Linked DNA regions of Homo sapiens: region 1 is linked to region 2. Evidence: chromatin contacts called from ENCODE Hi-C or POLR2A ChIA-PET data. All regions are on one chromosome and are shown on one strand. The core of a region is the stretch at or near the end of the contact, and the rest is flanking DNA. Distances in the headings are between cores, read along the strand shown. Region 1 has its middle 130 kb from the start of THBS1. Region 2 overlaps LOC105370777 (a long non-coding RNA gene).

What was found. Hi-C counts contacts between places; a loop is a spot of excess contacts on that map. ChIA-PET counts read pairs that join two places held with the same protein, here RNA polymerase II (POLR2A).
Region 1: a loop to region 2 is called in a map of HepG2, with 6 times the contacts of the local background. The contact joins two enhancer-like sites. A Hi-C loop is called at or near these places in 1 of 168 maps with a recorded cell type or tissue (HepG2). POLR2A ChIA-PET finds 5 or more read pairs at or near these places in 2 of 52 experiments (AG04450 and BJ).

Annotation. Positions count from the first base shown.
Region 1 is chr15:39,454,445-39,457,144 of GRCh38, forward strand. No RefSeq gene overlaps it. Among named protein-coding and RNA genes, the nearest start is that of THBS1, 130 kb to the right of the region's middle. Within about 2 kb of position 1,312, at least 2 of the 41 ENCODE cell types and tissues checked have a DNase peak (open chromatin) inside an H3K27ac peak, as active enhancers do.
Region 2 is chr15:39,122,967-39,125,749 of GRCh38, forward strand. The region is part of intron 1 of LOC105370777 (a long non-coding RNA gene); the gene reads right to left. Among named protein-coding and RNA genes, the nearest start is that of LINC02915, 130 kb to the right of the region's middle. Within about 2 kb of position 1,263, at least 5 of the 41 ENCODE cell types and tissues checked have a DNase peak (open chromatin) inside an H3K27ac peak, as active enhancers do.

The sequences.
Region 1 (2,700 bases), core at 62-2,561, 330 kb after region 2:
AGTCCATCTTTACTAAGTTTCCCTGGCTGCATATCTAGAGTGTCAGCAGCAAGGTCACCAATTCCACAGTCAGCTATTTCTTCTAATTCCATTGACATTTGATTCAAATTTTACATTCATCATTATCAAATTTTGTTCTTTGCTTTATTTTTATCTTTAGTGGTCAATTCCCATTTTCTAACATTCATTTTTATAAAATGTCACATGAATTTATTACTAGTGACAAGGAGACACAGATTGGTGACAGATTATGAAGGGCATCTGTCACTGATGTAGCAATTTTTCTTCTGCAGAGGCAGCAGCATAGTCTGTGCTTCATGCAATCACTCACGGTTAATATACCAGGGTAACTGAAATTTGAACCATGCTGTTAGGGACTGGTGTTATTGAAGCAAACCGTGGTAACTGAAATCCACACATATCAGAACTCTGCAAAGTGAGAGCTGCCTGTATTGTGAAATATTCTGCTGGAAGCCTTTTAATGGGCCCTGAGACCTCTTATGACTTCTTTATTGCCCTATTTTTGGGAAATTCTTAGATAGGAAAACATCGTGTCTTATCAATATTTGCTTATAACTGTAACACAGAGTAGATTATATTTGATCACTGACTGCCTTGGAACTATCCAATAAATCTTATGTTTTACCCTCTGCCAAACAAGTTAGATTTTGGAACATCAATTTATTCTATCTGCAATGAAGCAAGATCATCTTTAGCTTCTACCTGTAAGGTTGAAACTAGTGAAACACTCCTCGCCCTTCAAGACCCAACTCAAATGTCACCTTCTCAATGAGCCTTTCCTGCACCCATCAGTTAGTCACACATCTTGAAGAACAAAGATTCTTCTTGTTCACCTTTATGTCCTTTGTACCCTGCACAGTGCCTAGCCCATATGAGATGCACAAATATTTCTTGAGTAATGATAATTTATCTCAAACTTTTTTAAAAAGTGTATTTTTCTAGTCAATAATTGGATGCTTCCCAGCATGACATTGTAAGTAAAAGGCCCAAAAGGAATAGTAGCCAAGAGACACAGTTTGATGGCCTAGCATTTACATCCAAGAGTACCAGAATCTAGTTCCAAATACTGGAGGGCCATCTTGGGTGTGATGGTCAGGACAGACTGGGGAAAGCCCCACTGAGTGGGCGTATGATCTGCATATAAATTTTGCTGACTCACGCTGGCTTCGGTGTTTGCAGTCCTCTCAATCCATAATGGATAACACATGGGGGAAGAGAGTTATGAAAAAAACATAGTCATATGGTTCAGTGTATAGATCTGAGGAAAATACCTTTTAAATGAAATTGAGCCAAACGTCTGTCTCACTCTGTTTGCAAAGTACACAGTACTGTATGGACTAATCAAACTTTATAGCTCTCCTGTGCAATCTTGTACATTCCTAAAAACATGTTTCTCCCAGAGCTGTCACTTGTTGGAAATGTGTCACTGACCAAACAGTGTTTTCTATACTACACAGAATGAAATGTAAATATCATACAAAGTCCATTTGACCGAGCTCATGGGAAAGCATGAAACAATATACATTCCACATTATGTCTTTCTCTCACAAACTACACACATGCACCACACAAAAATCAGAAACAAAAGCAAGAAAGTATTTGGCTCATTGGGCAAGTTACACAACACTCATTTCATTAAATTAATTCTTTTATCTGCAAATCCCTACAAATACTTAGTAAACTTCACCTGATGAAAGGGATTATTGTCATTTTACAGAAAACAAAGCAGTAAGCGTTTGTCCAATTGCACAATGGAACTCAGAAAAACCCAGCTTTCCTGAACCCAAAAGTTCACACAGATGTAAAAGCTATACAAGAGAACCATAAGAGGCTGCAATACATCTTTATACATGTTGTCACCACACAGTCAAGCTCCACAGAGTCAGGAGGCATGTGGATGTGTGTCTACACATTCAAGCACATGCATGAAGATGTAAGAGCAGGTAGACACTCCCACATGGAGATTATGGCTTCAGCAAAGCATGAAGAAGGTAGTGTGTGCATGATGAGTGTGAGAGGCGGATATAGTCAGCAAGCCAAAGAGTGACATGATGGGAGAGTGGCAGAATTTAAATCTGGGCAAAGTCAACTAGTATTGTGAAGAGTTTCAAATGTTTCATCTCAAGAATACAGTCTATAGACAATCGGACCTACATCTCCAGATTTTGAAAGTGAAGTTATATGAAGGCGTTTCTTCTTATTTGAAGAAGCACTGTTCTGCAGCAATAGAGCAAGCATGCACTTTCGAGTTTTGTTGTTGGCAGTGGCGGTGGCCATGGTGGGAGTGGTTTTTTTTTTTGTTTTTTTCTGGCAGAGACTATAGTTCTGATCTGGCAGGCCCAGTGAGAACTTTGCAATATGTCAAATGTATGACAACAAGAATTCTTACCTAATCATGTTTTGAATATTAGAAATCAGTAGTCCTTAATGGCTTAATATATTCTTAGTAAAGCAGCCCTAAGACAGAGTTCTTGGTGGATAATACTTGTCCGTAAGTTCAGAAAAAAGGATTTGCATCTATGTATTAACCCATCAGGAAGATTGGCTCACACTCGGACTCTACTTTAAGCTACAGAGGCAAGGGCTGCATCAACAGACTCCCAGAAACCACAAGGACTTCCATCCTCACAGCTCTGAAGATATGAGAGTGGCGGTGACCAGCTGTCCACGCAGGGACTT
Region 2 (2,783 bases), core at 13-2,512:
TTTCAATGGAGTTATAACTCAGAGAGAGTCTTTCTTTTTACTCATACTTTATTCAATTAACAAGTATTTTTGAAGCACCCTTTGTATGTCTAGCACTGTTAGGTAGTGTGTAGGATATGGAGAGAATAAAAGATGTGGTCCTTTTCCCCCAAACTGATGAAATCTGGCTGCTGTTTTAAGATACCACATCCGTAACAATAAAGAAAAAAGCAATATATAATAAAGTGCATGTAGTAAATAAAACGAAAGGCACTAAGAAAGACATTTAATATAAAACAGTGTCTTCTTGGCCGGGCGCGGTGGCTCACGCCTGTAATCCCGGCACTTTGGGAGGCCGAGGCAGGTGGATCACAAGGTCAGGAGATCGAGACTATCCTGGCTAAGACGGTGAAACCCCGTATCTACTAAAAATACAAAAAAAAAAATTAGCTGGGCGTGGTGGCGGGTGCCTGTAGTCCCAGCTACTCAGGAGGCTGAGGTAGGAGAATGGCATGAACCCGGGAGGTGGAGCTTGCAGTGAGCCGAGATCACACCAGTGCACTCCAGCCTGGGCGACAGTGCGAGACTCCGTCAAAAAAAAAAAAAAAAAAAAAAAAAAAAAGTCTTCTTAATGGGCAGTGAAAAAAAGAGGATAACATAATAGTAGATAATGTTTATTGAACACTTACTGTGTAACAGGATCTTACATACACTACATTAAATCCTCATAATAATCTTAAGATGAAGAAAGTGAGGCAAAGGGAAGTTAGGTAACTTTACCAATGTCATACAGCTATTGAGTGGCAGAGACAGGAACAAAAATAATGAAGTCTAAAAAAGAGATCCATGTGGGCAGTCAAGAAACTTGAGATTTGCTGAAGATGGTGCTTGAGAGGTACCTGATGTTTAGTTTCATTCTACAGTCACATCATCTAGATTTAACAGAGTATAAGTTACTATAGGTCATCTTGTATTCCTTGAATCAGGTACTCGCTAGTCAGTGAATGGTTACTTGTCAAAAGGAAATGAGCTGAATAAAATGAGCTGGGGAGAGGTAGGGAGAGAAACATCGAAGTAATCACAGAAAGTGGAATGGCAGAAGTAGAAGTGGGAATAAGGATAACTCTGCCTTCATCCCCAGGGCAAGTCCTAGATTACATCCAGGAAGAAGTCCAGGGGCACAATTTAGCTTTGTGATACTACCTTGGAGATGGCAGAGCTGGAGCATGGACCAGGGCTCAATTCCCATAACTAAGACAGGAGCATGCTGATGTTTCATATTGACACTGTGAACAACAGACATCCTCTGACTTGGTGACTCGTCTTTGCTCTGCAAATACATATGCTACTGTAATTGCTAAAAAATTACTTTGGACTCGCAGTTCAAATGGCTAAGTAATGTGGCCTCAGGTTTTTCCCAGGAACTCTTGCCATGTTTAAACAAACCCCAAGAATGACTGGGTAACACCCTGAGAATTGGCACTCGGTGGTACGCCAACAGCTTGGCTATCCGGAACGCTTCTGTCTGACTGCTTTTCCAAATTCAGTGTCTCCCAATCCAACCACGAAATGGCTGAGAAAAATGCCTCCATCCATCTTTTCCAGGGCATTCACCTCTTCCACTTCCTCACATGACCCTTTCCTACTTCAGCTGCTTTAGTTGGACTGTTTTTCCTTCCTCACCCTCCCACTCACTTCACAGAGCCGGTTTTAGTTTCTATCTAGTGAACACCGCAGTGAAGGAAAGCCAACATTTTTTTCAATCAGGAGAGTGAAGAGTGGAACTAGCCATCAGGACAAACTTACTTCATCTAGCAAATGTTCATCTGCTATTTTAACATCTTAGTTAGATCATATGGCCGCGGCAGCCAAAGTCCACAGGGCAACAGGCTGTACTGATACAATTAGCCTATGTACCTTCCCATTCCTGGAAGTGCTTTTCCTTGATTATCCTTGAATATCAACAGTTCTTAATTTCCAAAGACAGGACATATAACCTAACTCCCAAATCCCACAAAGAGAAGAAAAACCTGGCTCCCATCCACTCCTATGTTCCCAGCAACAGTCCCATAGACTCTACTTCTTCACAGTTTCGCTGAACAGTTACACTGAACTTTTCCACCACTTATACACTTGGTTGGAGCCAACATGTGTTCCTCCCGTATCATGTTTTTAGTAATTAGAAAGTAATTCTCTGAAGCAGAGAATGCTCTGGTTTGCCAAGAACAAGCTCTGTTGATGACTTCTGAGTGCTGCAAAGGGTTTTGCTGTGGGCTCCATTACAAAAATAATCACTTCGCTGACTACAGAGTCAATTTACTCCCTCAACGTGGGCCACCATTTGCCTAGCATTCTCCTAAAAGAATTTCCCTTTGAAAACTGGAATTTTGTAAACAGTTCATAGTCAGATCCAAGTTAGCTAGAGGTAATGAAGGTCTTTATTACCACTTTTAAATATCAAATGTTGGAATCAATGAAGTAGAATGAGCTCATTATTACTCACCAGATGGTATGAGGAGTCATGAAAGATAATCAAACATTCTTTAGTTTGACAAACAGTGGGTTTCCCAGCCCCCTAAATAGTCTTTTCTCCATTCTAGATATTAGGGTAAGCATATGATTATTGTCAATGTATACAGGTAACCAGTGCTGGATTCACACAGAACTATGAAATCAGCAAAGCTGACCTTCACTGTGTCTCCCATCCTGAATGTATTTTCCAGCTTTATAGTTTCCCTTCAACTTTCATTTTGAGATGCCTTTATTCTAAGGCTTCTCTATAAAATATAGGAGAGTGTTAATGG